Regions from separate parts of the Homo sapiens genome. Here region 2 is linked to region 1. The links are chromatin loops, found by intact Hi-C in ENCODE. Cell type or tissue: heart right ventricle. All regions are shown on one strand. Each heading gives the region's core, and the rest is flanking DNA. Links, peaks and the distances in the headings are about the cores only.

Region 1 (16,282 bases), core at 3,467-11,466:
ACTTTGGGATACCTTTACCTCCCCAACCCAAATAAGAATTAACCTGGCCTTCTTCAGTGCCTGTATAAGTGAATTTGATTTTTATTTCACTTAATAATGGAGCAAGTGCTGGGTTGGTCTGTCTTTAGAATCAAAGAGATTTATATTTTAATCTAATTTTTGGCAGGTGCTAGCTTTTCCATTTCATATTTGTGCAACCATGAGCATTCTCCTTAATCCCTCTGAGCCTCAGTTTCCTTCATTTGAAGATGGAGGTGGTGATACCTTCTATAGCATAAGTTCTTGAGAGTGGCTAGAAATGCACTGTGTATTTCTAGCATGGGAACACTGTGGGCACTCAATAAACCTGACCATAGATGATCACTGAGCATTCTTGACTACTTGGCATATAAATAGTTCTCAATAAATGGCAACTTCCTTTATATCATGTCCATTTTTGTTGAGGAACTCATTCATTCACTTATTTGTCAACAGATGCAAATATTGAGTAACTGCTGTGTGCAGACTCAAGGAGACCTCCCAGAGGAATGAGAGGCATCTCTGCCCTTGCAGAGGTCCACTGACAAGCTGATGCAGGCAGAGTGAGGATGTCCTGTGATGAGCCTGGCTCAAGGTTCAGAGGCCGTATGGCACTTCTCTTGACTGTTCACTCTGTACTACACAGCCCATGGGCCTGCACACGCTAGATGCCTACTAAATGCCCCTGGACTGAATTATGTCTGATCCTTGGAAACTCATCCCTTCAGAGTTGCCCCGGGTTGGGCTGCCCCACAATTTAGCCAATCCCCAGTGCCTTGGGATCAGCTCTCTGTTATGTTCTGATGCTTTCCTTGGTGGGCTCCTCTGCCTCAGAAAACCCAAAGTAGATATGGATTTGGAGACAGAGCAGCTCCTCAGCTCCAGCTTCAGCCCTATGATTGATGTTTCTGCTGCTTCCTCTTCTCTTTTGCTAGTTTGTGTGTGTGTGTGTGTGTGTGTGTGTACCTTTATTTACCCTAGAAAGCAGACATAGGCTAACACATCATTTTGGTGTCCCCCAAAGCAAGGATTTTCAGATACTTCTTTCCACAGCCAGCCCAGGCCCTTCAGGACTCCACAGCACCACGGGGCCCTGGAGCACCTCAGGCCATGTGCCCATGATGGCTACACTCTGAGACTGAGGATCTAAGTTTTGGAACGCTCCTCCCTCATCAGCCCAGCTCCACCAGTCCTACTCAACACATGTCATTCTTTTCCCATCTCCAGGCCATTGTTTGGCCTGCCCATAGAACTTTAAAACTTCCCCTGTCCTTCTCACTATTCAGTTTTATGGTGGACATCTCCTCTTTGTCATGCAGCCTCCATTTCCCTTTATTGGAGCAAGCACGTTCTGTTTGTTCATCTTCCTTTAGGAGCCACACACTCTCTTACTTGCCATCCTTGGGCAGCAGGTGGATGAACACTACCCTGCTCCCAGGGGAAGAACGTGTGACCGAGAGCTGACCCATTCAAGTAGTAAGTCCCTCTGACCATATGATTGGCTCATGGATGCCCATGTGGCCGAAGAGGAGCCAATCAGGCCCAATCACTGCTAGTCTGGGACTTTTGCTCCTTGGACTAGAAAAGGTACTCTTGACCATTGGCCGTGGAGTGGGGAGGGTCGAGGTTGGTTGCTGGCAGAGACACTGTTTGGAGACAGTCTGCCTGTAAGATATGGAGGAGAGATGGGGAGTAAGTAATTTGTTCAAGTCGCTGTATTTTGCCACTTCTACCTACCCCTGGACTTCTTGGTTACATGCACCAACAAATTCTGCTTGTCTGCACACGCTCACATACATACACACATACCTGCCTTTTTTTTTTTCTTAAGCCACTTGGAATTGGGTTTTCAGTTACCTTGCAATAAAAATATCTAACCATTTGCTGGAGTCTCTGGTGGATCTGAAATTCTAAGCCCTGGAAGCAGGAAGATAGGTAAAATGTACCCCCAAGGCCACTTCCATGGTGGGATTGCAGGTGCAGCTGCCTTTTTTACAAACCCCCCCTCTGCTTTTCCCTTTGGCCTTGCCTGTTGGAGAGAGAAGGCTTTTCCCCTTATTTGGGCTGAGAGAGGGACACTATAGAACAAGGAAGCCCAAACCACCTTTCCTTCTGCTCCAGGGGTTAGAGGCCACTCTCCTTGGGTTTTTATTTTGTTTTACCTTTTATTTTTTGCAGATTTACCTTCCTAATTAGGTTCTGCTCAGGCAAATATATTAGGATTAGTTTGTAATCCTTGAGCTCACAGAAAGCGAGGGTGGGATGGCCCAGGAGCGGGCTAGGAGCCAGGAGGAGGAGGTGTTTGCTGTGGAAAATCCAGAGTGGGAGATGCACGTGGATAACAAGGTGTGTCTGCACATTAAATGGGTTTCAGATGTATCATTTGTTCATTGTTTGATACAAAGCTATGAATTATTAATTATGTACTAGGTGTTGGGGAGACAGAAGTGAACAGGACAAGACACCTGTCTTCACGGGTCTCTAGTGGAGGGTGAGAGGTAATGAGCAGGACTAATGGTGGTAACAGGTTGCCCAGGCTCCCGGGCCGCTGCCCCTGGTGCCGTGGACGACTTGTGTCCCTGTCTGCTAAGGCTGCGGCTGTGGCTGCTCCAGCCCCAGCAGGTGTAAGAGGCTCTGTAAAGAAGGGTGTTCCTACTTTCCTTTGCACTTGTTTGGTCTCCTCTGGTTCCAGCGTTTTTTTGGTTTTGTTTTTTGTTTTTTGAGACAGGGTTTCACTAACTCACCCAGGCTGGAGTGCAATGGCATGATCAGAACTCATTGCAGCCTTGGCCTCCCTGGGCTCAGGTGACCCTCCTGCCTCAGTCTCCTGAGTAGCTGGGATTGCAAAGATGCATCACCATGCCTGATTAATTTTTGAATTTTTTTGTAGAGACGGGGTCTTGCTACGTTGCCCCAAGCTGGTCTCTAACTCCTGGGCTCAAGCAAGCCAGCTGCCTCGGCCTCCTGTGCTCACCCTCCTGTGCTCACCCTCAGCCAGGCTTCCTGAAACCCATCCTCCGAGCCACACGTCTGGGTCAGGAGTAGGTCCCAGGCTGTGTCAGAACCAACGTCCTCCCCTCCTAGCCATTTGGACAGTTTGTACTTCCCCTTTCTTTGCGGTGAGCCTCCTCTCGGTATTTGCTGTCCTCGGGGTCCCTTCCAGCCGGGAGTCACTGCTTTGGGAAAGAAGGCAAGTGTCAATTCTCTCCCCTTGAGGCTTCTTGGCCCCAGGGCAGTTGTGTCACAGCATGGCAAGTAGACAGTGCAGATGGATGGGGTTAGCCCCTGTCAGGTTCCCAAAGTTGGGGCCACATCCTTCCCATAGCCATGGTGGCTCACTCACCTAACTTGTGCCCACTAAAGCAAAGGCCCTTTCCTGAACAGAGAAGACCGTTCCAAAATGGCCAGTGGCTCCACCTCAACCGACAAGCAATGCTGCAGCTTGCAAATGGCTCCTTCTTCAAGCCCTGCCTGAGTGGCGCCTTGAGCCCCTTGAGTCCCTCAGGGAGCAAGCATCTTGGGGCACAGCTCAGGGGCTCCCAGGCATCCCAAGGACCCCCACTTCTCTCGTGGGGAAAAGACAGATTCTACTCCAGGGGGCTGGATGTCACCATCACTGCCCTGGGACCAGGAAGCCTGCTGAGCCTAGGGCTGCTGCCATGCATGGGGGAGGCCTTGGGGGAGGTTGGTGAAGGGCACTGAGACCTTCGTGGGGTGGAAGGGAGACTCTCGATGGGGGATGCCTCTCACAGGGAGAGCATCAAGGCTGCCTGCCCTCCATTTTGCCTGTCATCATCTCCTGCAAATGGCCATTACAGGGCCCAGAGCTCTCCAGAAGGTCGTCCGCCCTGAAATTAAAGCCCAGCCTCCTTGGAGTGTGTCAGAAGCAGGGTGCTGATGGCCCATCTCTCTCTCATTGAGGGGGATTTACATCTGTTAGTAAATTTAAATGATGAGTTAAATGGGGTTTAGATGGCACCATGAGCAGGTATGTCCTCTGCTTAATGACCATGCAGGCCCATTAGCGGTTTCTGAGCTCCTGCATGGGCATGCTAGGGGCAACTCCTCCCCCTGGTGGGGGACATCCCACCACTCTATCCCCACCCTCCCATCCAAGGCCTGGGCATTGCAGAGGACTCAGCCTTGGCAGAGAGGAGGGCATGGGCAGTGGCTGTGATGCAAGCTGGGAGGACGGGGTTCTGCAGTCCCTGTCCCTGCCACCCTCTTCCTGCCTCCCTCTCCCCAGCGTTCTTTCTCTTTCTCAGTTTGGAGAAGTCTCATGCTCTCCAACTCTTCACGATGCAGCAGAGCCAGATGGGTCCTGGGAAGCTGCTGAGCCCAACATCCCACATTAGAGCTGGAGAAGCTGACAGTCCCTGGTTGGGAAGCAGGTTGAGATTCTGTCCCGCCTCCCGCTGAGGTGGACAGAGGGCACCAGAACAGAGTGGGTGTCAACCCTGGCTGTGTGGCATCTCCTGGGCAGCTTTGAACAAATAGGAGCGTGGGTTCTGCCTAGAGCTCCTGATTTCACTGGTGGGGGTGGGGCCTGGGCCTCGTTGTCTCTCACAGGCCCCCAGGTGACGTGGCTCTGAGGTACTCCAGGGTTGGCAACCACGGGGTGGTTCAAAGGAGTAGCTGGGGACTGAACTGCCATCAAAGCAACCTCCGTCTGCCTGGCCACACCAACCTAGGGCCACAGAGGGGGCATCCACAGCAGTGACATATATTTGTGTGGTTTTGCTTTCACTAAATATTGCAAGACTCCCAGAAACCCCCTCAAACTGTCACCCAATTATTTTGGGGTTACTCCAGGCTTGCCTCCTGTAGACTCGCAAACATGTCTGTCAGCTACCAAGGGGCACCTATGTCTGCTGCCTAAGCAGTTGTTGGGGTCCCCTGGCTCCTGTCCCCATGCTCTGCTGGATCCCGCACCTGTTTCAGGCACCATGATGTCAGCTAGCCACGCCTTGGGCCCTCCGGGTCTGGCTGTCTCCTTTGGGCCGTCCTCCCCGCTGACCCTACAGTGGTCTCTGAGCACCTCGCCCCCAGTGCTGGTGGGCTGACACTCCCAAACTTTGGAGCTGCAGTGGGCTTCCCATCACTGCTGCTCTCTGTTAGTGGCCCCCATGGCGAGGCTACTTGGTCTCACTGTCTTTTGAATTTTGATGAAAACCAAAATTTCAATTTTTGTAGAGAAGCTCTTCTCACTCCCAAGGACTTGGAGCATGAATCCAGGAGGTGTGGTCAGGAGACAAATCTATACCTGCCAGACACTAGAGTCCTGGCCTTTCCCTGCCCCGAGCTCAGACCTTTGTTAAAGCTAAGCTGGTGTTCCCGGCTTTCCCTTTAGAAGGCACTCTATTCCAGGGGGCTTCCCAACCCGTCATGCTGGGAGACTCCTGGTGGCCCTGTCCTGCTCCTTCCACTCCCAATACCCGGATATATTCTGTTTCTATCAGGAGACATGATTCAGGCCCAGGTTGTCCCTTCAGGGACCCCAGTGTCTTGAATCAGAGTTTCATCTTTAGGAAGCATTTTCCTATATTCTACGTTGGTGGGAAGTTTGCAGTTGAGATTAGGCTCTGGCTTGCATCATAACCTGTTCCTGCCCCACCTTCTGCAGGCCTTTCCATTGCTCCCTCTCACCCTCATGTTCAGGCCAGCCGTGTGGGCGCACAGGTAGAGATGGTCACACTCTAGGAAGGAAGAGGAGCCATTTTTCCCCAGGACACCATCCCCTTCCCTCTCATTGGCTAAAATGGGGTCACATGCCCACCCTTAAGCCAATCACTGGTAAGGGTCCTGGGACAACTGTGATAGGCTGAGACTTGCGGGAGCCTGTCCTCAGGGTGGGGAGGGGCTGAGCCATCACCCAGCACCAGGTTCCGGTGAGGACCATAGCAACTCCTGTCCGCACTTTGCATACTTACATTAGTTTCCTGAAGGTAAATTGTCACTAGCTTGCTGGCTTAAAGTAACAGAAGCCCAGAAATCCAAAATCAAGGTATCCGTGAGGCTGCACTCCCTCTGAAGCCTCGGGGACAATCTGGTCCTTGCCTCTTCCAGCTTCTGGTGGCACCAGGTGTTCTTTGGCTCATGGCCACATCCCTCTAATCTCTGCCTCTGTCTTTGTGTCTCTTCGCTGTTTGTCTCTTATAAGGATACTTGTCATTGAATTTAGCCCAGGATGATCTCAGGATCCTTAAATAATTACACCTTTTCCGTATAAGGTAACATTCACAGATTCCAGGAGTTAGAATGGGGACATATTTTTTTGAGGGCCACCATTTAACTCGCTTCAGTATTCGTTACCTCTGTCAGCAGAGACAAGGGTGGCACACAGACTACTCTTGGTAGACAAACGCCAGCATAGCTGAGGATCCAACACAGCAGGGCCACATGAGACTTTGGCAGTGCTGCCTGGCCTGGTCATATGGGGCCTGCTTGGAGGAGGAGGAGGAGGAGGAGGAGGAAAAGTTGTGTCTGCTTTTGAGTTTACTTCTAACCCTCTCCGTGGTTTATTTTCCCCACTGTCCCATTTGGTCTTGACTTCCTGAATTTTTCTGTGATTGCAGAATTCTCCCATTGTGCCTTGCCCGACATCTGAGAGCAGTGAGTGGTCTGCCTGGCATTGAAAAGGAAAAAGTTTCTGGAAGACCCACCTGGGGCTAGAAGCCTTGAAGTTGCTGTGGGTCTGGGGCTTGTGAAGGGAAGCCGGAATGGGGGAGGGCTGCGTGGAGGCAGGGGACTGGCCCTGAAGGCCAGAGACGATCTCCTGGGCTACAGATCCCAGGCCCCTGGGGTGGGATGGTGTGTGTGTTGGGGGCACCTGAGTTGCCCACCTCAGGGGAACTTGGGGGTCCTCCAGGGCCCCAACTGCGAAGCCCCTATTGCTGTTTTTCCTAAGCCCCCAGGCCTAAAAGCTAGAGTCCCAGGGAGAATAAAACAGCCTGAGCAAAAAGGCTCCAAGGCAGTTCAAAGACAGAGAGAGACTGAGGATGAAGTTTTCAAGCCACATCCAAGGGGAGGGCTTTTCATCTGCCAGCCTTTGAATCGGGAATCAAGGCGGGCAAAGTTACTACCAGGTTAAAGTTTAAATGGCACAGAAAGGGGAGACAGGAAGATGAAACGACGGCCGTCTGGCCAGGGGAACAAAGCCGGAGCCCAGCCTGGCCACCTGGCCGCAGAGGCGCTGAGTGGTAGCAGTCCCAGCCAGGAGGGGCTGCGACGCTGCCATTGTTCAGCTGAAGAACGAAAGTAATTGAAAGGAAAGGTGAGCCAAGGAGAGGCAGCCGGTGCGTATGACTGCCTGGATCGTTAGAAAATAATTTAAAGGGAACAGGCCTATCAAGCAGTTTCTCTTATGGAAATGCCATCATTGAAGAGAAAGGAAGGGGAGGGTGGGGGAACCTTTCATTCTTTGGAAAAGAGTGAGTTTTTTTCCCCTCACCAAATATAGACTTGAATATTATTTGAAATCCCGTCATTTGGCAAACTTGCTTTACTCCCTAACTACCTAGGCTGGGGGCCCTCCACAAAACCTTGAGACTTTGGGAACCCTGATGTCTGGGGGGAAACGGGGATGACATGGCTGCATAGCCACAGGATTTTCACTATGAGACCGGGAAGCTCCCTGCATCCTCAGGAAGCCCAGCCCTTGTTTAACTTCCTCCCTGGTTCTGCCTGCAATCCTTACCTCAGAATCGCCCCAGAGCACTGCTGCTTGACCACCTACCAGCTGTGATTTCTGGGGTCTTGAAGACACAAATAGGTGAGTTAGCATGCTGCCCCAGGGGGTGCAGGTGCCCCTTACACCCCTACCTTTCTAGATGAAACTTCCCTGTCCCCAGTATTTGACTGTACACAGGGGGAAAAACCCTGATAACGTTGTTTTAATCTTCTGGAGCTAAAAGACGTGTTCAAAATTGTCAGCATTAGTCAAGCACTTATTATGTGCCAGACAGAGTCTAGTGAACAAAACACAGACCCCTATGTTTAGGAACCTTTAGTCTAGTTGAGGAGGTGGACAAATAAATAAGCAATAACAATATAGATGAATAAGAACTGTGATAGATGAAGCATTATGGCTGTGGGGGGTCCATAGCAGGAACACTTAACCTGGTCTGTAGGCCATGAGGGAAGGCTTCCTGGAGGAGGTGACACGTGGGCTGAATTGTGAAGATTTATGAGCTATTAGTGAGGGAACTTCTACTTCCAGCCAAGATGGAGTAACAAGAGCCATATTTACCCTTCTGCCTGAAAAAACTGGACAAAATGTATGAAACGGTGGTTTGTAAGACACTGGACATTAAGGAATACAGGACAGTGTTCCCTGAGAGAAGAGAGGCAAATGATGCGAGCCCTGTGATTGCACCAGCTTACTGCCTTGAGAGGGCTTCTGAGCCATGGCACAAGGAGGGGGAACCAAAGAGGAAGACTGGCAGGCCTCCTGAGTTGAGGGGACAGAGCTGAGAGTCAGGACCAAGGTGGTGAGAGTCTGCAGGCAGGAAGGTCTAAGAGGAAAGAGCTGCACTCAGAAAGAGCTCTGGAGATTCTGCTCAAGTATTCGGCAGAAAATCAGTCAGCATGTGCATGTGAGGGAACTATCTGGAGCTTGGGAATTAATCATTCAGAGGATCAGAGTGAAGAGTATCTGGTGCTCACACAAAGAATAGTGCCTGTTCCGGCCAGCCAGACTAGAGGACCTAATAATTCACAGGGATCGAGTAGGGCCCTCAGGAAACTCTTGCCTCAGTAGTGGGAAATGATTAGCCTTAGACTGAGCCCTATTCTGGCCCCACCTGGCAAATCTAGAAAATAAGACCCCAAAGGATGAAACTGTCTCCAAGTGCTTTAACTGCATCCAGAACAAAGCTCAAGAATATTTATAGGAATACAAACGTGCCCATCACCTAGAAAGGTAAAATTCATTATGTCTGGCATCCATTTACAAATTACCAGCTGTGCAAAGAAGTGGGAGAATATGACCCATGATGAAGAGGAAAATCATTCCATCAAAACTGATCCAGAACTGATGTAAATGTTAGACTTAGCAGACAAGGTCATTAAAACAGATCTTATGATTGTATCCTGTATGTTCAAGAAGTTAATTAGAAATAGAGAAAACATGAAAAAGATGCAATCAGACTACTAAAAATGAAGACTACGGTGTCTGAGACTGAAAAGTGCACTGCATGGAATTAATAGGAGATGACACATTGCAGAGGAAAAGCCTGGCGAACTTGAAGACATAGCCATAGAAACTATCCAACATGAAATAAAGAGAGCAAACATAATTTTAAAAAATACATTGAAAGAGTATACGTGAGCCATGGCACAACATTCAGTGGTCTAATATACATGGAATTGGGGTGGCCCAAAACGAACAGGGCAGGAATAGAGGCCAAAATTTTTCCAAACTTTATGAGACCCATAAACCCACAGATCCAAGAAGCTCAATGAACTCCAAACACAAAAACATGCAGAAAATGGTGGCACATCAAGTTTAAGTATCAAAGAACTGTCAAACCAGAATTCTATTCCTAGTGAAAATATTTTTCAAAAATGAAGCAAAATAAAGATTTGTTCAGACACACAAAAGCTTAAGGACTCCGTTTTAAATGGAAATACACAAATAGGGTTAAAAGTAAAAGGATGGAAAAAGGTATAACATGCTAACAGTCATCAAAAGAAAGTAGATAAGGTAGATTTCAGACCAAAGAATATTACTAGGGTAAAAAGGTCATTTTATAAAACTAAAGGGGTCAGTACATTGGGAGGATATGACAATTCTAAATTTTTATATACCTGTTAACAGAGCTTCAAATAATGAAGGAAAAAATAATAAGACTGCAAGAGAAATAGACAAACCTGCAATTATGGACAGAGATCTTAATACCCCCTCTCAATAATTAATAGACAGAAAATCAATAGGAGTATAGAAGACTTAAACAACTCTATTAACCAACTTGACCAAATTGACACTTATATAACATTCCACCCAACAATAGCAGAATACACATTCTTTGTAAGTACACACGGAATACACTTTGGCCAAGATAGACCGTATTATTGGCCATAAAATGAGCCTTAATAAATTTAAAAGGATTTAAACCATAGAGTATGTTCTCTGACCGTAACGAAATTACATTAGAAATGAATAACAGAAAGATCTTTGGAAAGACTCCAAATATTTGGAAACAAAGTGACACTTTCTATATAAGCTATGGTTCAAAAAAGAAATCAAAAGGGGAAAAGAGAGTGTATATATATATATATATATATACACACACATATATATATATACACACATATATGTGTATATATATATGTGTGTGTGTATATATATATATATATATATACACTCTCTTTTCCCCTTTTGATTTCTTTTATATATATGTGTATATATATATATATATGTATGTGTATATATATATATATATATATTTTTTTTTTTTTTTTTTTTTTTTTGAGAGAGGGTCTCGCTGAGACACCCAGGCTGGAGCGCAATGGTGCGATCTGAGCTCACTGCAACCTCCACCTCCTAGGTTCAAGTGATTCTCCTGTCTCAGCCTCCTGAGTAGCTGGGGCAAGGAGGGGGAACCAAAGTAGCTGGGACAAGGAGGCGTGCACCACCATGCCTGGCTAATTTTTGTATTTTTAGTAGAGACAGGGTTTCACTGTATTGGCCAGGCTGGTCTCGAACTCTTGACCTCAAGTGATCTGCCTGTCTCAGCCTCCCAAAGTGCTGGGATTACAGGCGTGAGCCACCGCACCCGACTGAAAGAGAGTATTTTTAACTGAGTGGAAGTGATAATACATTATTTCAAGATTTGTGAGATATCTCTAAAGCAGTGCTGACACGGAAATTTATAATACTGAATTCTGACATTAGAAAGGAATAAAGCTCTCAAATCAGTTATCTCATCTTTTGCCTTAAAAAAACTAGAAAATACAAGAGCAAATTAAGCTCAAGATAAGCAGAATAAAGAAAATAAAGATCAGAGTAGACTAATGAAATAGAGCATATAGAGAACAGAAAAACAATAAAACCAAAAGCTAGTTCTTTTAGAAGATCAATAAAAATAGTAAGCCTCTAGTCAGACTGATCAAGAAAAAGGGAAGACAGAAATTACCAAATATCAGCTGGGCATGGTGGCTCATGTCTATAATCCCAGCACTTTGGGAGGCTGAGGCGGGCAGATCACTTGAGGTCAGGAGTTCGAGACAAGCCTGGCTAACATGGTGAAACCCCATCTCTGCTAAAAATACAAAAATTCGCTGGGCATGGTGGTGGGTGCCTGTAATCCCAGCTACTTGGGAGGCTGAAACAGAAGAATCACTCGAAACTGGGAGGCAGAGGTTGTAGTGAGCCGAGATTGTGCTACTGCACTCCAGCCTGGACAACAGAGTGAGATTCCATCTCAAAAAAAAAGGACCAAATATCAACAATGAGATAGTTGACAACATTACATAATATATAGATATTAAAAGGATAATAAGGGAGTATTATGAACATCTCTCTATCTTAGATGAAATGGACAAAATCCTTGAACATTGCAAACTACCAAATCTCATCCAAGAAGAAACAGAAAACCTGAATGGCTCCATGTTTATTAAAATAATTGAATTTGTAATTAAAAACTTTCTGATAAAGTAAGCCCTAGGCCAAGGTGGCTTCACTTGTGAATTCTGTCAAACATTTAAAAAAGCAATAATACCAACTACACACAAACTCTTCCAGGAAACTGAAGAAGAGGGAATATTTCCATCTCATCCTATAAGGCCTGAATTATCCTGTCTTCAAAACCAGACAAAGCCATTACAAGAAAAGGGAACTACAGACCAATATCCTTTATGCACATAGATGCAAAAAATCTAAGTAAAATTTTAGGAAATTGAATTCAGTGACATATACAAAGGATAACATATCATGACCAAGGTGGTTTAGTATTAGGAAATTGATCAGTGCAATTCATTTTATTCATAAACTAGGGAAAAAATGGTATGATCACTTTAATAGCCACAGAAAAAAACATTCAATGAAATTCAATACCCATTGATGATTTTTTAAAAAATCTCAACAAATTAGGAATAGAAGAAAACTTCTTTAACTGGAAAAACCTACAGGTAACATCATACATAATGAAAAATTGAACGTATTTCTCTTAAGGAACAAGTCAAGAATGTCGTCTCTCACTGCTTCTATTCAATATTGTACTAGAGGCGCTAGCCAGTGAAATAGGGGGAAGACAAAGAAAGAGAGAAAGAAGTAAAAACGTTTGCATTTGCAGATAACATGATCGTCTATATAGAAAATCTGATGACACCTATAAAACAGCCACTAGGACTAATGAAGATATTTAGCAGGGTTACAGAATACAAGATCAATATACATAATCAGTTGTATTTTTATACACTAACAAGGAGCCATCAGAACTTAAAATTTTAAATACCACTTACCGTAGCATCAAAAACCATGAAACACTTAGAGATAAGTCTGAGAAGAGACGTGTAAGATCTGTACACTGGAAACTCTAAAACAATGCTGAGAGAAATTAAGGAAGATCTAAATAAATAGAGACATGCCTTGTTCATGGGTCAGAAAACTCAATATTTTTAAGATGTCAGTTCTTCCCAAATTTATCTACAGATTCAGAGCAACCCTAATCAAAATTCCTGTAGGCTATTTTGAAGATTCTCAAATTGATTTGGAAATGTAAAGGGAGCTAGAATAGCCAAAACAATTTTGAAAAAGACAAAGTTGGGACCAATGTTATCTGATTTTGAGACTGAGAATAAGGCCATAGTAATCAAGAGCCTGTAGTACTGGAGTAAAGACGGAGAAAGAGATGAATAGAACAGAATAGAGAACCCAGAAATAGAGCTCTGTCTCTACATGTGGACAACTGACTTTTGACAAAGGTGCAAAGGTGATTCAGTGAGAAAAGATAGTCATTTCAACAAATAGTGTTGAAACAACGGATGTCAATACACAAAATAAGTCAACTCTGATTTATACCTTACACATACAGACTTTGACACAAAATGTATCATAAGCCTAAATGTAAAATATAAAGCCATACAAATTCTTTAAGAAAACAGGAGGAAGCTTTTGTGACTTTGGATTGGGCAAAAGTTTCTTAGAGAGAACACAAAAATCATGACTCCTAAAAGAAAAAAAAAAGATACGTTAGACTTTAAAATTTACATTTTAAAGATACATTTACATTAAAATGAAAAACTGATGCTCTTTAGAAGCTGCCACTAGAAGAATGAAAGGACAAACCACAGAATTTGATAAAATATTCTCAACCATATATTTGGTAACAGGTTTGTTTCTAGAATATATAAAGACCTTTCAAAATTCAATAATAAGAACACAAAACAATGGAAAATGGCAAATGATTTGAACAGAGACTTCACCAAAGAAGATACATGGATGGCAATAAACACATGAAAAGCTGCTCAACATCTTTAGCCATTAGAGAAATGCAAATTCATATCACTAGGAGCTAGCTACCACGGATCATCTATTAGACTGGTTAAGATTAACGAGACAGACCAATTGTTGGTCATGGTGTGGAAAAACTAGAACTCTTTTATTCTGCTGATTTGAAAACAGTTTGGTGGTTTCTTTGAAATTTGAACATACACCTGTCGTACAATCCAACCATGCCACTCCTAGGGTATTTATTAAGTTGAATTAAAGCAGGTGTACATCCAAAAACTTGTACATGAGTATTCATAGCAGCTTTATTTTTAATGGCTACAAACTGTCAACAACCTACATATTCATGGATAAGCAAATTGCATGGCATTCATACAATGGAATATCACTTAGCAAAAGAAAGGCATGAGCTACTGATACACACAAGAATGTGGATGGATCTCAAAATAAATGCTTAGTGAAAGAAGCATTTCAGGGATAAAAAGAGTGCATAGCATATGGTTCAATATACATAAAACGCTAGAAACTGCAAATTAATCTGCATAGAAAGCCCATCAGTGGTTGCTTAGCTATGGGGACAAGAGGTGAGTGGGAGGGATTACCGAGCCAGGAGGAAACTTTGGTGGTGATGGACAGGTTTCCCACCTTGATTTTGGTGATGGTTTCATGGGTGTATACATATGTCAAAACTTGTCACATTGAACATTTTAAAAGTGTGCAATTTATTGTGTGTAAATAGAGTCTCACTAGAGCTGTTAACAAAAGTAGAAAGCAGAGAGGGAGAGAGGAGTGGAGGTGCTCCAGGCAGAGGTCACAGCTTCTGCAAAGGCCTAGACGTGAGAAGGAACAGGGCGTCTTGGCTTGGCTGGGGAATAGGGCATGAAATGGGGAGGTGGGAGACAGGAAGGAAGCTGATTATCCTACCCTGTGTTCTATGCCTCATTCAGAAGTCTCCAGGGAGCTTCAGACAGTGTCCAGGCCTGGCCCAATTCTATCTTGTTTTTCTGCCTCTTGTAGGTGCCTGTAACACTCAGCCCCTCCTTGCAGTTGTTCAAATGAGCCAGATCCTGTATGTCAGGGCTCAGGGACTGCAGAAAGGAGGCTGTCAGCTGGAAGAAGGAGAAGGTGTCAGGATCCCAGGTCCACAAGGCCAGATGCTGGAGGTGGAGGCCTTAGGGGCCAGGGAGATGGGCCCCCGAGCCTCCCTCAGAGAGGGAAAAAAGAGGGAGAGAGGGACAGAGAGAGAGAGAGAGAGAGAGAGAGAAAGAGAAATAAAGGACCATGCAGGTTTTTCCATGAGGATGAGAAGACAGAAGAGTCAACACTCCAACCCAGGAGGGGAACTAGGTCAATTCACGAAGCCAATGTGCAGAAAACTTGTTGAGCAGAGTCCCCTTTGCTGAGTGAACTATCAGACACACATCTTAGCCTCCATCCAGCAGAGTCCTCTGGAGCCACTGTAAGTCCAAAAGCCAGGTGCAGAGGCAGAGTTTTGGGACAACTTGTGTATTTGCATGAGAACGGCAGAGGTAGGGGCAGAGACTGGGGTGAGAGAACAAAAACTTTCCAAAATACCCCACAGTAGCCTGGTCAGCCAGTCATTTGGTGAACTGAATTTCTAGATTGGCTTTTGGCAAAGGGATTTCTGCAAAGCAGTTTTCCACTTCTCTTCCTGTCTCCCACCTCCCCATTTCAGGCCCTGTTCTCTAGCCACTTGGGAGGACAAGTGTCATCGCAATCCCTAAGGGAGGACAGAAGTCATTCACGGCACTCTACAGAAGCCAGAAGATGTGCTTATAGGCGGTGTTGGGTGTTGTCTTGAGCCCACAGTGGGCCTAAGCTGTACTGGGGATGTTCGATGAAAGCAGAGAGAGAAATAAAAGATCATGCAGGAACTTCCATGAGGATAGGAAGACAAGAAAGGTCAACACACAGCACGGCCAACAAGCAAGACAGTCTAAGAATGAACATGGTGACTTAAAAGATGACATGGGGGCTGCAGGGAGGGAGAAACAAACGGGGAGGGAAGCACAAGTCTTGTGAGTGTCTTTTTGGAGAGACAGGACTGAGATGGGTCTCCAAGATAAATTTAGTTTTGGATCAGGACAGGAAAAGAGAGAAAGGCCCTGATCTGAGGGTAAGGACGAGATGCACAAAGAGCAGCACATTCTGTAACATGTCAGTAGTGAGTAGAGCTTGCTCTGAAATGATCCTGCATAATATTAAAATCACCCTTGATAAAAGATGTGCAGCCAGTCTGGAAACGCCAACAGTGATTGAGCATATAGGTGATGGGGTTTGCATGTTTGTTAATTTATCTGTTGTTTTTCTTTTTTATCTTTCCACTATGAATATGTAGTACTTGTGCATTTAAAAAATGTTATAAATCTGCAAGTTAACAAATCTAATGCATTTCCCTTCAATCTCATCATCCCAAGACTAGACCTTTTTCGGACAGTGGCTTGAAGACAGACAGGCTCTCCTAAGAGATGGAAGCCCAGGGTGTTCAGCCCCCACTGTCTAAGGCCCCCCAACTCCAGGAGCCCCATATGTTCCTACCAGACCATAGGCTTAACTGGATGTAGGCCAGGGGTGGGGGAATGTGCTCTGCTTGGCATTGTAAGGTGCCAGGCGCACCTGAGCAGCTGGACAGGTGTGACAGATGCCCTGGATTGCATGGAGCTGGCTGTGCCTGTGCACACACACCCGTCTGCACCCCGTCCTCCCCTCCCTACACCTCCCTGTCTTCCCGGCTAGCTCAGGTGTGGTGCATCTGTGGCCCATTGGCAGCTCTCTTGCCCGCAGTGCACAGGG
Region 2 (16,282 bases), core at 5,012-13,011, 60 kb before region 1:
TGACAGAGGAGGCTTTCTATAGCCCAACAGGTCAGGCCTCTTTTAAACCCGTGAGTGCATATAAACTACGATTTATTTACACTTTGAACTTGCTCAGCTCCTGCCTGGCTCGCCTGCATTGTCCCAAATGCCAAGAGGTCTCTTCTCTGATGGCCTCAAGATTATTCCCAGAGAAGGTTTCCCATCCTGACGTTTTTGAGCTTCATTGGTGTCACTGGGCTGGGGGCCTAGCTCATAAGTGCAGAGGTGGAGGGAGGCTGCTGCTTTCAATCTGGATCTTGCTTCGATCCCACCTATCTCGAGCTGTGGGCCACACTTGACCTGAGAGCGGTTCATGTGAGCTGGTGGTTTCCTGGGTCATCCCGTTAAGCTTTAAGTCAGATCCTCAAATACTGAGAAACCGCTAAATTACAGCCTTAACGAGTCACTATTTTCTGCAATTAATGATTTTAATTATAGACCGTTTAAATACGGAAGTGTTGTTGCAATGCCAAATCTATGCAAATAATGGCTCTCGTTAAGTAACTTGAATAGCAATTTTCTCGTTTTTGAGAGGAGGGTTTTTCAGGCATTGGAGTGTTCATTGTCCCTACACAGAAGCTGGGGCTGGAAGGCCCTGGTTGGGTGGAACAGGCAAGTGTGCTGTTGTTTCTTGGAATGAGCTGGGGGTTTGGGTGGGGCAGTGGGAGGCAAGGCCAGCTGGAGTTCTATCCTTGCTGGTTTCTTGTGGCCTTGTGTAGTTTGAGGTTATGCACGGAAATTCCAGGCACCTGGTATTTGCAGGCACAAGGGACTATGGGCTGAGAGGTCTTGAGAAGATTCTAGGCTTAGGATTGAGCTCACTGCAGGACCAGGAAGTGCTGCTGCAGGAATAGAAGTTTAGGAGGTAGAACTGAACCATGACAGGCTTGGTCTCTGTCAACATTGACATGTCTCCCTCCAAACGTAATGTTTTCTTAGGTTGCGTTAACAGGAGCACAGTTGCCAGTATAAGGGAGGTGTGAGTCCTCTTTGATTCCAAGTTCGGAGGGCTCTGCCCAAAAGACTGAGATTAATTCAAAGGAGTTTAGACAAACTGTTGCAAATTCACAACCGAATAATTAGGAACATGAGAGGGAACTAGCTTTCCTATTCATTTGTTTGAAGCAAGTATGTGGAGGGCCCATGATGTGCCAGGCCCTGTTTCTAGCACCTGAGAAGACAGTGGTGAAAAGATGAAGAAATACCCACGGGGTCTGCATTCTAGGGGATTGATGGGCACTTTCCAATAAGAGCCAATGACATGAAAAAAATAAAACCAAATAATGGGCTAGAGCATGCTGGGAGGTTGAAGTCAGACACTCCTTGGTAAGTGTGGTCAGGGAGGGCCTCCCCGAGGAGGTGGCATGCAAGCTGAGGCCCGATGGCATGAAGGCAGTATTGTGTGGAAGAGAGCCGTGAGTGCAAAGGCCCTGTGGCCACTGGGTGCCAGGGCTAGGATGACAGAAGGCAGAGTGCAGCTGAAGCACAGTGAATTGGGGCAGAGGCAGTGGAGCCCAGATCATGGCAAGGTTTTCAGGACAGTGAAGGACTTTGGATTTTATCTCCATCATGATGGGAAACCAAGCAGGGGACAGATATTATCTGATTTACACCCTGAATCAAAATGTAAGAAGTTTGCTTTTGAAAGACATGGTTAAGAGAATGAAAAGTCACTGATTGGGAGAAAATATTTGCAAATCACATATCGAATAAAGCACTTGTATCCAGACTATATGAAGAACTCTCAAAACTCCATAATGAGACGGGACACAGAACAACTAAAAAATGAGCAAAAATCTTTTGGCAGATGTCTCACCAAAGAAAATGAACATCATTAGTCATTAGGGAAGGGCAAGTGAAAACCATAGCCTGATGCCACCCACATAAATGAAAAACTCACAATGCTGAGAGTTGGTGAGGGCGGGATAGGAACTTTCACACATTGCTGGTGGCAGTGCAAGATGGTATGGCCATGTGACAAAATATTTGTCAGTTTCTTATAAAGTTAAACGTTCATTTACCGTTAGACCCAGTAATCCCACTCTTAGTGTTTACCCAAGAAAAAAAGGAAAATTTACACTCACACCAATACCTCTACATGAATGATGATAACAGCTTTGTCATGGCCCCAAACCGGAGGCCTGCTCGTTGTCCCTTATTTGGAGGATGGGTAACAGATGGGGTCATGTGTTACATTGGTACAGGTCATGTGTACATTCTCAGCAGTAAAAGGCAACTGCAGATACATGTTACAATGTGAATGAATCTTGTTTTGTTTTTTAAGTGACAGGGTCTGGCTCTGTCACCCAGGCTGGAGTGCAGGAGTGTGATCATGGCTTACTGCAGCCTCAACCTCCGGGGCTCATGTCATCCTTTCACCTCAGCTTCCTGAGTGGCTGGGACTATAGGTGCACACCACCACACCCAGCTAATTTTTTAATTTTAACTTTTAATTTTATAGGTGGGGTCTCATGATACTGCCCAGGCTGGTCTCAAACTCCTGGGCTCAAGCAATCCTCCCGCCTTGGCTTCCCAGAGTGTTGGGATTACAGGCGTGAGCCACTGTCCCTGGTGCCATGGATAAATCTCAAATGTCACATGACAAAAGCCATACTCAAAAGGTTCCATGCTGTATGGTTTTATTGACATGACATTCTGGAAAAAGGTAAAAATATATCGCCATAGAAAACAGACCAGTAGTTGTCAGTGGCTGAAGGTCGGAGTTGCAGGGAAGAAATAGGGGAGACTTTTTTTTTTTTTTGCAATGGAACATCTGAGTTTTGTGTAACTGATGTGAAAGCTGCTGATTTAGAATACTGCAGCAATAAGACTAGATATTGCTTTAAAGGAGAATGCAGAGATAGGGACAGACAGTGCGCACAGTTATTTGGAAAATTTTCTAAGTCTGCTAGTGTTCTGTGTACAGAAAAAGTGAATTTTCTAAATGACAAATTTGGAAACTGTGGTTCCCGTTGTCATTTTTATGATATTCTTTGTGGAAAGATTGTCACTGGACACATTCAGAAACAGTATCAATGACAGACTTTGATATACAATATACTTACCTTGGGGGTCATGTATGTTTGTCTGCACATGCAAGAAATGGTTCAAAATAATGGGGGACCTATGCAGAAGCTACAAGTGCATGTGGTCAACACAGGTTATGTAGATTCCAAGGATGCAAATATCTTAGTGACATAAATATAACAAGATATAACATAAATTGCAGAGAGAATAGGGCTTGCAATGAACTTTTCCATTGTCAGTGTGATCCTGGTTATGCTCCTCCAGATTGTGAGCCGCCAATATCATCACCAGGAGGAAGTGTTAATGATGGATTTTAGCTTACGGTAGAAAAAAGTGTACCTTGTTTCCAAAACGACGTGCTGCTCCTAAAAACAATGGTCTTTTGATCAGTTTCTACATTTCTTTTTTACCTTTGCTCATTTTAATTGCTATTGTTAGTCTTAAATGGAATAAAATGAAGAGATTTTGGAGCAAAGCGGGAACAGTAAGCAGCATATCTATCTCAGAAGACAGCAGCAGGAACAACAACGAGTCACAGAGTTAAAGTAGCCCAAGTGATAACTTCGAAGCCATAGGGTGGAGAAAGGATATTACCAAGAAACTCACCATTAACTGGCCTGATCTAACAATGAAAAAAAAAAAGTTTTCTCTCATTTTGTTATGGCTTAAAGCTTTCAATTTCACAAAACAAAATAAATCCTATGACTTGAAAGCAAGAGAAAAAGAAATAGGGGAGACTAAGCTTTGTCCATATACCTGTACCCTCACCCACATATACACCTGCCCACGCTCACCCCACACCTTGAAAACCCAGGCAGTAGGGGATCCAGTCTGACCTCGAGGTGCTTCCAGGAGTCTGTCCTAAGTCTGTTTAACCAGGAGAAGACTTGGATGGATTGCAGAAGAAATGCAGGGACAGTTGTCTTCGAGCATTTTAAGAACTCTGGGTCCTGGAGGGGTTCTTATTGCTTCAGGTGGCTCCAAGACTTTTGGCAGTGGGCGCCAACTCAGAACAGGGGTTTTGGTCCTGGATAGTCATGGCTCAGGCATCACTCTCTGCAGTTGGCGCAAGCTAGAAGGGAAATTAAGCTGTAGGGACATGAGTGGATTTTGGATGCTAAGAGCAGGAAGCAATGTTGGGTTTTTGGCAGCCCTATTCCCGGAGCCAAGTGTCACTTAAATAAGGCAGCTACACTCTGTCTTCTCTAAGACTGCCTGGTCCCTGCCTTCTGCCTCTTTCTGGCTTTTATTGTCCTCTCTCTCTACAGCCTGACTTTCTGGGCTCCTCTGTACAAGGAGGAAGGTGGTCAAGGTTCCACAGCTCCTGTCAATTCTGCTAAGACAGACACCCTAGGTAGCTCAACAGAGAGGATTTAGTGTGAGGATTGGTGACACAGGTAGCCAGAAGGAACACCCAGGAAACCCCAGAGATAGTGACAGCGGTGGCAGCCAGCCCTCAGGCAACAGGTGCTAGATCCCTGGAGGGGGAATCTGGTAGGTGAGCCTGGGTCAGCTGTCCACCCTGCTCCAGTGAGCTGTGGCTGGGGGTAGGATCATATGATACAAACCAGCAAGTTCAGGGTGCTTTTCAGGGAAGGGGTGCATGACCTGGATGGACACTGAGCATTTGCAGTATGCGGGAAAACTGTCCAGAAATGGAAAGTGCTGAGGTCCCTGTCGGTAGAAGTGTGCAAACAATGCACGTGTCTGAAATGCTGCCAAGAGTGAAGCAGGGAGCGGCCCAGTCTTTGTGAGGGCAGCTCCGTATTTAAAACCTTGCTCTGTCATGCACCAGCCGTAAGCCTCAGTTTCCTTACCTGTAAGGCAGGGGTGTGAGTAGTTCCTACTTAAGAGTTCAGTTGCAAAAGGCCCTTGGCACAGTGGCTGGCACACAGAGCATGTAGCAGACGCTGCCTGTGATTATTATTGACATTGACTTCTGGGCAGTTTGAGGATCAGATGGCTTTGGGGATTCCCTCTCCTTGGAGTTTGCTTTGCTTTCATGGTTTCCAGCCTGAGTTTGAACAAAGTGAGACTCCAAGTCCTTCCTTGTGTGGCATCCCACCAAGCCTCAGGGCTGTGGGCACAGGAGACCCCACATTGGGGCATTGGGAGGAGCCAGGTGCCCAGGGCAGTGAGACGGGGCATAAAGGGCATGGAATGGAGGCCAGAGGGCCGGGGCTTCGGGTCCCCCTTCCCCTACTTCTCTGAGCGCCTTTGACCTGGGCTCTTTTCTTAGGACCCTCTATTTCTGAGCCACGTCCGGGCGCCGTGGAGGGTGGTATGTAGATTTGACTGGGGGTGCAAGACAGCCCGCAAATGTCAGAGCTGTTGGCCTTGCATTCCCAGCCTCAGGCCTCAGCAGATGAAGGCCTGGGGCCCTATCGGCCCCATGCCAGCGGTTAGCCACCCTGAGGGGAGGGGTCGCCTCTGCCCACCAGCCCAGCTGTCTCTGCATCCCCATGGGCACCTCTGTGCCCACAGACACTGGGCACGGATGGTGCCTCCATCTCCCCATCCTAAGAGCCTTGCTGCTTCCTGTTCTTCATCCTCACTGTGGGGATGCGTGCATGAGGGTCATATGCGGCTTACCAGCCATACAGGGCTGGAGTTAGACAGTGGACAAGCTCCCCTGAAATTGTACCAGAGACAATTCTCATGGCCTTCACCCCTGGGCCCTAGGTCTGTGCTGCGGGCCAGGCTCTGTTCTGAGCACTTTGCATGGATTGTGTACAGCCCTATGAACAAGGTACTCTCATCCCCATTTACAGATACAGAAACTGAGGCTCTGAGAAGTTAAGCGGTTTGCCGAGGGTCATTTGCAAATGGCAGAGCCACACATAAAGCTGGATTGTCTTTGCCACCAAGGCAAACAGAAACCCTCCAAAGTTTAAATAAATTGCCATTTATATGAGCTAATAGATTTAAATGAGGCCTGCAGTGCTGAACTATAAAAAGCTTTCGTTGTCAGGGGACCCAGAAACTATTTTAGTAGTTGGGCCAAGCAGGTAGCACAAGTAGCAGTAACAGGGGATGCAAGAAAAATTGCTCCTGGGTGAGCCCAGGTGGGAACGCCATGGGGCCTGTGCGCGCGGGGCCAGGGCTGTGCATGGCCACGTTTGCCAGGCTGCAGCTCGAGGCCAGGACCCTGCAAACCCTGTTGCTTGCAAATGAGCATCAGGATGGGTTTGGCTTAGGCTGGGCTTGGGGAGAGGAAGGATTCATTCTCGTCACGGAGATAGGGACTTCCTAAGACCTCAGGTTCATGGTGCTGCCACCTTTCTCCCCTTTATGACTTGCTTGGTCCTGTCATGGGGGAATAGAACTTGAACTAGAGAGATGTCTTTTTAGACATAGAACTTCTGGGATCTTGGAGCTGTGGGGCACTGCCTGCCAGGGCATGTCAGAGTTCACAGCGCGTGTATGTGTGCACGCACACATGCACATGTCCTTGATGAAGATGGTTTTGGGGTGTTGGACCAGCGCCACGCCCTGGAATCTTGACTCCCTCATTGACAAAGCCAGGGGCTGCAGGAAGTGATTCCGTGAGCCGGGCCCGCGGTGGCAAAGCGGCCAGCCCAGCGTTGAGCGGGCGCATTTAAAGGATTAGCTCATGCTGTTTGCTTGTGTGTGCCTAATCATGCTGCTTCCAGCTAAATGATTACAATTGATTAAAAGCAGAGCTAGGTATTCTAACAAGCAACCCGGAGCCCTTTCGATAGGGTGAGCCGGGCTCTGCCAGGCAGGGTCCTGGTACCCGGCCAGAGGGAGAGCTCTCTGAGACAGGGGCGGGATCTCAGCTCCCTTGGGACCCTTCCTTCCTAGCCCTTGAGAACATTTGATTCAGCCCTTGCCCTGATTCCATTTACTGAGTACCTACTCCCGGCACCACCTCAGGAGCCTGAGACAGAACTGGGAACAAGGAGACAGGGTTTCTATTCTCATGGAGCTGACATGCTTTGGGAGACACTGATGATAAGTCAGTAAATACATGAACTAGGGGATTTCAGAATGTGAAAACGCTGTACTGTGATGGAGAGTGGTGTGTGTATGTGCATGTGTGTGTGTGTGTGCGTGTGCGTGTGTGTGTACGCATGTGCGTGTGCATGTGTGTGTGTGTGTGTGTGTGTGTGTTGGGTGGTCAGGAAAGGCTGGCATTTCAGCTCAATCCTGGAGGTTGCAGAGCCAGTGTGGGGAAGAGCTGGGGGATCCTCCAGGAGAGGGAAGAGCCAGTACCAAGTATCTGAGGCCCAAGCAGATTTGGGGTGTTCTCAGAACAGAATAAAAAGGCAGAGGGACTAGAGGGGCAAGCAGGACAGACGGCCACTGCCTTCCTGCATTATTCTCCTGGGCTGGCCTCGCATCGCCTACCCAGTGAGATCAAGATGGGGCTTCCTAGATGCACGTACACCTGCCTATCTGCCTGCAGGAAGTACCCTTTCTTTCTCTTAATGCATCAGCCCAGCTCCAGTGCCTCCTCCCCTGAGAAGCCTCTCGGATTCTCCTTCCTTTGGTTTCTCCAGCCCTTGGTTTAACCCCCCTGATTCCGTTGGCCATATGGATTGTAAGTCACTACGTCTACACCAAACTCTCCACTCTGACGTGAGTTTTTGGAGAGTGAAGACACCCTTTGCCATCCGTCCGTCCATCCATCCATCCATCCATCCATCCATCCATCCATCCATCCCCATATGTGTTAACATATTTTTTGAGCTCCTGGAAAGTCGGAAAGAGAACACAAGCAGGAAAGGAGGAAAAGGAAGAAGGGGAAACCCACAGATTCCGGGAGCCCATTTTTAAAATCCCTGGTCCTTATAAGATGGGTAACCAAAGAGCCAGTTTCCTTGTCTCTTTGTACTGCTGCTGTTGGATCCAGCCAGATAATTATAACTAATAATAATTAAAAATCAAAAGTGCTCTAGGCACATACTTAGCATTTGACTCTGGCTGCGCTTTCTGTGAGTAGCGGCATCTTCCTCCTTCCTGCTTTAGAGATGGCCCCATCCTTGTCAACCTGACTTCTGCTGGGAGACCAGGGCCCAGATGGGTGTGGCCTGAAGTTGCTGGCTGACACCCAGTGGTGGTTCCAGGGAGTGAGAACCTGTTGCTCACGCTGGAGTCAGCCACTTGTGAGGCCAGGAGCCTGGGGAGGGCTGAGAGTTGGGCTGGCTGCTGACCCCCCGAAGTCTCCCAATCCCCATTATTTTCTTTTTTATTTTTTTGAGACAGAGTCTCACTCGGTCACCCAGTCTGGAGTGTGCAGTAACACGATCTCGGCTCACTGCAATCTCCGCCTCCCGGGTTCAAGTGATTCTCCTGCTTCAGCCTCCCGAGTAGCTGGGATTACAGGTGCCCACCACCATGCCTGGCTAATTTTGTATTTTTAGGAGAGACAGGGGTTTCACCATGTTGGCGAGGCTGGTCTCAAACTTCTGACCTCAAGTGACCCACTTGCCTCGGCCTCTCAAAGTGCTGGGATTACATGTATGGGCCACCGTGCCCAGCCGCCCATTATTTCCTACTGCAGATGTTGTATTTCTCTGGGCTCAGTTTCCACATCTGTTAAATGGGGTAAGACCTGCTGCCTCGGGTTGTTGTGAAGATGGAGTTCGCATGTGTAAAGCACTTTATAGCACTTAGGATAGAAGGATTGCTGAGGGTCATTGTGGCCCTTTTCCAATAGGATCACTTTATGCTTCCTGCCTTCCCCACTAGGGTAGGAAACCAGAGCCCAGCACAGCCTGAATTCTACTGAATGTGACCACATGTTGTGGCGATGCCATGCCCATGCTGTGGAGCTCACAGTCTGGCCTCAGATGCCAGCCCTGCCACCAAGCAGCTCCATGACCATAAGCAAGTCACCGGCATTCTCTTGCTTTCAAGAGACCAGGGTTATTGAAGAGCCCTTCTTTGTTTGGTACTGGGGTAGCTGAAGGCAGTGATGCCTGAAAAGCTCCCAGCATTGGGTCTGGGTCAGAGTCAAAGGTTGGTGAGCCCTAGTCATTGCCCTGCCTGTGGTCTGGAGGTGGTGGGCTTTCTGTTAATGCGTTCATTGACTCATTCAATCAATCATGTGTGGACGTGCTCAATCTAGCCTGCAAGTGTTTACTAAGCACCTGATCTGTGCCAGCTGTGCATAGGTGCTGGGGACAAACAGAGGCATAGACTAAGCCCCTCACATGTTGCAGGGAGGGGAAAGTAAGCTAATAAGGACAAACAGAATTTTTGTTATGTGTTTGTGGAATATAATATAATGTGATGTAATATGGTATAGTATATAGTATAGTATAGTATAGTGCTGCATCATACCATATCACTCATACTACATACTAAATACAACATAAGTGCTACACAAAACAGAGCCCCACAGTTGGGCCCCCATGTGACATTAAGGGGCACTGTGGAGCCTGAGCTTTGCCCTTGCTCCCTGTAAGTTACTGTGTTACGAGCACAGTTGGTCTGTGTCTCTAAGCCTTGGTTTATTTACTGTCAAGTGGGGCAAGGGTGTTCCCAACCTAATAAGGTGTGGCATCATCATCATCATCATCACTGTTGTCATTGACATGATTATTATTGCTGCCACTACTGGAGGCAGCTGTGTCTCCTGAGGGGCCATGTGTGGCAGTTTGTGGTCTGCCTTGGGAGAAGTCTGGGGTGGACACTGACAACACTCCTTGTCCTTAGAAGGCCCAAGGCACAGGCCTGAGCCCCTCACCCCAAAGTAGTACAAATGAGACAGCATTTCCTGAGTGCTTACTGGGAACCTGACTGTAAGCCCTTCATGTGGGTAGCCTCTTAGGACCTCACGCATGAGGTCCATGTCATAGATGGGTAAACTGAGGCTCCCCATGTGGACATAGCTGCCAGCGTGGAGAAATGTGAGGCCAGGCAGTCTGACATGAGTGCCTGTGTTCGCAGCCTGCGGGCTGAGGCAGTGGGGTTGGAGATGACTCTCAAAGCCCTTAGAAGCCAAGGGTAGGTCTCTGGGTGCAGGGTCTCGAAGTGGGCCTCACCTCCCAGCGAGGCAGGCGTTCTAGAGGGTGACATGGAGGCTGCATGCAGCTCCCGGGGCATGATACTGTCGCTGGTCTGGACAGCCCTGGGTGAGCAATGGCTTCTCCCTGGTCACCACAGAGGCGCAGTGAGGAGCGGGCACCGGAGGGGTAGTGTTGAAACAGAAGTCTGTGTCCAGCTGTGCTCAGATACCCTCGTGAGCCTTGAGGGTCAGCTCGCCTGAGCAATGAAGTGTGTGGAGGCCCAGGTGGGGACTGGGGGGCCTCCCCTCAAGGCCCAGCTCCAGGCAGAGATGGCACTTGGAATCAGCCTCCGGCTGCCCGTCTGCCCATTGGAGCCTGTCATTCATGCCCTAGGGCAGGGGGCCAACCAACTTTAGAGGGCACCATGCCATCTCGACAGATGGGCACGGGGGAGCTGCCAGGAGCCTCAGGCCGGTGGCCATTGTGTGTGTGGCGAGCCGAACCCCTCCCCGGCGCTGCCTCAGCCGGGACCACATGCCTTCAGTTTCTTAGTAACAGTGACAACACTGCGAGTGGCGGCGCCTCACCGGCTCCACATCCACAGAGGTTTGCACCCTGTAAGCCCTGCCCCGCATTGACTCAGACAAAGAGGGAGCCTCTCACACGGGAAGACATGGGGCCTTGGGGCCTGAGGGGAAGACCCCAGACATAGACACAGACACAGACACTCCTGTCAGACCACCTGGGCTCATAGCTCTGCTTTCCTGGCAGCTCTGCCCACATGGGGAGTCTCAGTTTACCCATTTACAACAAGGAGACACACTCATGTGAGGTCGTAAGAAGCTACTCACGGGAAGGGCTTGCTGTGAGGTCCCTAGCAGCACTCAGGAAGCACTGCCTCATTTTTACTGCTTTGCGGCGAAGGGTTCAGGCCTGTGTCCTGGGCCTTCTAGGGACAAGGAGCACAGTCAACGTCCACCCCCCAGAAATGAGGTTTGGGGGCCTCAGAGTTGCTTTGTCAATGTGACCTTGGGCATGTGACCTCCCTCACGGTGACTCATTGTCGTCACCTGGACAGTGGGCTGCCAGTGCCCCTCTTGGAGGGTTACTGTGGGGATGCAGCATCATGCTTGTAGATCATCGAGCATGGTGCCTGGTCCCCTAGGAAGGCCACATGGAGGAGGCAACATCTGAGGTGGAATTGGCAGAGTTGATGTGGATATCACTGTCCCTCTTTCACAGATGGGAGAAGCAGGCTCAACAGCGAGTTTAAGCCACTCGCTTGATGTCGTGTCCCACGGCTGGTAAGTGGCAGAGCTGAACCTGCAACCCTGGTGGTAAGAGGCAAGGTGAAGGACGATGGTAGCACCACCACCAACCAGGCACTAAGGGAATCCTTTTGCCTTGATTTTTTTCCCATTCTGAGGGCAAACCTATGAAGCCAGTGCTGCTGTTATCCCCGTTTCACAGGTGGGGAGACTGAGGCATAGTTGGGCAGAGATGAGATTTGAACCCAGGCAGCCTGAACATACAACCATTGTCCTAACACCAAGGGCAGGATGTTTTGTGTTACTGAACTCCATTTGTGTCAGAACTTTCTTGATACAGCAGCCTGTGATCCTGACTTATTGGGAGCGGGGATGGCTGCCTGCATCAGGAGGCTGGGGTCTGGCATGGCTGGGGATGTCTTAGCCCCCATCAACGAGAGACCAGGGTGCTCTGGGTGGAAGCCTGGATTGTACTCTTTGGTCAAGCAGGAACAATTACTAATGACATTTACAAAGAAATTAATGATGAGAAATGCAAGTTGGCATTTCAGGAGCACCCGTCAGCAGCCGTGCGCCAATACTCATAGGAGAGGCGAGGTGCTGGGGGCCGGGCATGGGGAAGAGGAGATGGCAGAAAATTAATTTTGCTGTGTCAATAATGTGGCTCCACTCATTCTGCTTCTGAAGTTTAGACAGAATCAATCATGGACGGACTGGGGCTTGTCCGGGGCTGCATTGAGATTCACTGTGTGGCTGCAATATGAGCAAGGGAAAGTGACAGTTTCAGTTTGGTGTCTCCTTTAGGCGTCCCAGGGGACAGCAGGGATGGGAGTGGCAGGGGACAGTGAGAGGGAAGGAGGTAGTCATCCTAGGACAGGGCCATTTGGGCTAAAATCTATGTACCACCTCTTACCAGCTAGACGACTTAGCGAGCCACTTTGCTTTTCTGAGCCTCAATTTCTTCATCGGTCAAACGGGAACAACTGGGAGAAGTAAAGATAATATATAAAGAGCAGAGAGTCCAGTTTCTGACACATGGTAGGAGCTCAGTATACGGGAGCTGTTGCCTTATTTCACGGTTGTATTTTAAGATACACAGCTTTCCTCCTTAGAGCCTCTCTTACATTAAGTTGCAATACCTCATTTGTGTGCTGTAGTTTAATTGGTCATATTTTTTGTTTGTTGTGATACATAAAATACTGGAGCATCTTATGCTCTTTGGGGTTCTAGGGTAAATAAAATACAGCGTTGGTGGGAAGCGTGGTGGAAGGTGAGGAGCAAGATGCTAAAATTGTCTAGGGCAGGGAGGGGATTTCCAGTAGGATAAGGAACCATGCCTGCCCCTGCCCTCCCTGACTTCAGGAGCATCCAGAACAATCTAACCCGGTCTCTCCTCACATAGGGGAGAAGGGACGCACAAGGAGAAGTCACTGTTTTTATAACATTGAACACTTTTATAGAGCAGAGGGTGAAAACTCACAGTCCATGGCCTGGGGATTGTGGAACTTTTAGAGGGTTCTCTATATTCTATTTTCACTTTTTTTTTTTTTTTTTTTTTTTTAAGAAAGAGAATCTTGCTCAGGCTGCAGTGCAATGGTGTGATCATAGCTCTCTGCAGCCTTGAACTCCTGGGTTCAAGCAGTACTCCCACCTCAGCCTCCTGAGTAGCTGGGACTACAGGTGCACACCACTATACCCAGCTAACGTTTTTATTTTTTGTAAAGATAGGGTTCACTATGCTGCCTAGGCTGGTCTAGAACTCCTGGCCTCAAGCAATTTTACTGCCTTGGCCTTCCAAAGTGCTGGGATTACAGGCATGAGCCATGCGCCTAGCTGGTTGTCTGTGTTTTAAAACAGAGAATTTCCATCATCATAAAGAGTCATTTAGCTAGTGCTTTTTGAGTGCCCGGCATTGTTCTTAGCACTGGTAGGCATAAAAACATTTGATCCTCACAATGCCTCTAATATGAAGACAAGCAAAATGAGGCACAGAGAGGTCAACTAACCCCCCAAGGCCTCAGAGCTGGTTAATGCTGGACCCAGGCCACCAGCCCCGGCTTCTGTCCTCTTCACCACCACACTAAATGGCTGGATTTATTGATTTTTCTATAAATCAGGCCTGGCAGCCCCTGGCCGACATTTCTGTGTGACCCCTTTGGATACTGGGATGTGCTTCCTGGTTCAACACAGCCCACAACTGGCCTTCCTTACCTGGCTTATTACCAACTTGCACTGTGAGTTTGTAACCCCGTTGAAACACTTCACAGTTTGCAATTATTATCTCATTGGTGCCTCTGCAACCATTGCTGCCTCTGCAACATTCTAGGGGCCACTAGAAATGCTCTTGACTCTCACCATTTTGTAGACTTGAATACAGGCTTGGGACCTGGGCATTAAAGTAGGATACTGGCAGAGAGAAGTGGGGCTTGTGGTGGGAGTTGTGGAATGTGTTCTACTCATTTGGGTTTGAGTGTTTGAGCGGAGGAGGCAAGTGAGGCTCTCTGCTTCCTGCACAGTGACCAGTTTCCCAGCTGAGGCCACACCTGGAGGTATAGTCTAGACAGCTGCAGCCCTGACCTGTGGCGCCATCTTTGTTTCCTCATCTTTGCCTCAGAAGCTGCCACATCAAAAATGTGGTATTGGCCAGGCGTGGTGGCTCACACCTGTAATCCCAGTGCTTTGGGAGGCTGAGGCAGGAGAATGGCTTGAGGTCAAGAGTTTGAGACCAGGCTGGACAACATAATGAGACCCCGTATCTACCAAAAAAAAAATGTGGGATCATCCATGTTTTTTAGTTGACAGAGATGACAAAGCCCTGTGGTTAGTATTAGTTATGACCCTATTAAGTGTCCATACAGCATTTTACATGTTATAAAACCTTTTACATATGTTATCTAACTTGAAGCTTCTAACAAGGCAATGAGGTAGATATTATTAGTCTTACTTTTCAGGTGAGTGAAGGAGTGCTTAGAGAAGCGAGTGACTTGGCTAGGGTCAGAAAGACAGTAATTAGCCAAGGCAAGATTTGATCTCCAAAGCCCATTGTCTTCTCATCAACTCATCAACGTTTACCGTCCTACCCAGTTATTTATTCATGCACTCCTCTTCCTCCCACCATTCATCCATTCATCTACACATTTATCCATCCACCCACCAATCCATCTACTCATCCATCCACTCACCAATCCATCTACTCATCCATCCACTCACCAATCCATCCACCCATCCATCCATCCATGCATCCATCCTCTCATCCATCCTCCAGCCACCCATCCACTCATCCATCAATCCATCTGTCTATCAATCTATCACCTACCCATTCGTCCACCTACCCATCTCTCCACCTATCCATCCACTCACCAATCTGTCCACTGATCCTTCCATCTATCTATCCACCCACCTTTCCATCCATCCATACATCTGTCCATCACCTACACACCATTTCATCTATCCATCCATCCATCTATTCATTCATCTACCCATCAATCTGTCATCCACCCACTCCTCCACCTACCCACCTATCTATCCACCCACCTTTCCATCCATCCATACATCTGTCCATCACCTACACACCATTTCATCTATCCATCCATCCATCTATTCATTCATCTACCCATCAATCTGTCATCCACCCACTCCTCCACCTACCCACCTATCTATCCACCCATCCACCCACTCACCAATTCATCCACTATCCATCTTCCACCTACCTATTCCTCCATCTACCCATCCATCCATCTGTCCATCATCCGTCTACCATCCATTCCCCCATACCCATCTACCCACCTATCCATCATTTATCCATCCATCCATCATCTACCATCCATCTCCCTATCCATCCAGCTACACGTTCTTTCACCATCATCACCCTCCAGTATTGAGTGTGAGGTACGTGTCAAGAACCACACAGCTTTTCGGATGCCTTCTTCGTGTGCTCTTAATTTCACACTTCACTCTTACCTATCCCTCTCCTTACTTTAAAACTGTGCATATACCTACACACACATACACACACACACGAAAGCACACACCCCTCTGGTGAGATGAGTGGGATGGGACAGACTGGCGATATAGATAATTCTTGGTTTGCATTATGAAAACCAGTGACTTCTGCCTGGTGATAGAAGTGGGGGGCACAGGGCAGACCCACTTGATCATTGTGGGGCAGGTATCTGGGCAGTGACAATGTGCCCACTGTTTGGTTGGAGGCTGGGTATGTATGAGAGGGCAGACGAGGCATTTGAGGCCAGGCCACAGCATTCTTCAGCCTCATCAGTGGGACCAGCTTCCAAAGAGTGGGCAGCCCATGGAGCCCTGCCTTTCTGGGTGACGGGATCACCCTTTGCTGGGTGCCAGGTTGGACCCCCTCTCTGGACTGGCAAGGATGTACACCTACGTGTTTCCCAAGAACCGTCACAATCATAAAGTGTAATCGGTCTCAGCTGCAGTTTTGATCACTGGTGCGTGCACACAATTTATCACAGCAAATTAGGTCCATCCTTACAAGCTTCTGCCCTGCAGCCTGGGGGTCTGTCAGCAAGGGGGCTGGGCCATGAGGGGCTGGGGGCCATTCTTGGGGGTTGATGGGCCATGTTTTCTGAGGAGGCCCCCTCAGAATATCCGCCAGAACAGTTCTTAGTCTGTAGGACTTAATTTTCTAGAAATTTTGAGGATGCAGGAAAGTTTTCCTTTTAACCAAAATTTGGAAGAAAGTAAAAATGGACACGATCAAAGTTTCCTTATATCATTTGCAAATCCTAAAAGCACTGGGTTAGTTTGGGGACCTGAACATATGTGTTCTGTATAATTAGTGACCGTGTGACCTAGATTTTCCAGTACAGTCCTGATTTCAAGTACTCCATCCCAGCTCTTGGCTGTTTGTCCTGATTTTTGGTTTGTGGAATATGGTGACTCTATGTGGATCTTGGTTTTCTCATCATATTTTGATGAATAAATATTTAAAGTGGTAAAGGCTTGCAGAGTCAGAAA

What was found. Hi-C counts contacts between places; a loop is a spot of excess contacts. Peaks named below come from ENCODE experiments on the same cell type or tissue, not always from the same donor. Only the 100,000 strongest peaks of a DNase experiment are listed, where the experiment ranks them.
Region 2: it touches region 1 in a loop (2.7-fold over the local background); 6 of 110 quality-filtered maps call a loop at or near these places.

The regions. Positions count from the first base shown.
Region 1 is chr16:49,443,686-49,459,967 of GRCh38, reverse strand. It overlaps LOC105371244 (a long non-coding RNA gene), which reads left to right and starts at 5,877. Exons shown (of 8, transcript XR_001752167.2): 1 at 5,877-5,963; 2 at 6,594-7,789. RefSeq lists an enhancer at 16,189-16,282. In heart right ventricle, for the core only: a CTCF peak has its summit at 7,218; no DNase peak of the experiment used is centred there; H3K4me3 peaks cover 1,660 bases; H3K27ac peaks cover 2,306 bases; H3K27me3 peaks cover 1,566 bases.
Region 2 is chr16:49,505,086-49,521,367 of GRCh38, reverse strand. All of the region lies in intron 7 of ZNF423 (zinc finger protein 423), which reads left to right. It also overlaps the pseudogene ADAM3B. Among named protein-coding and RNA genes, the nearest start is that of LINC02179, 47 kb to the right of the region's middle. In heart right ventricle, for the core only: a CTCF peak has its summit at 8,120 (motif pointing left); a DNase peak (open chromatin) is centred at 10,507.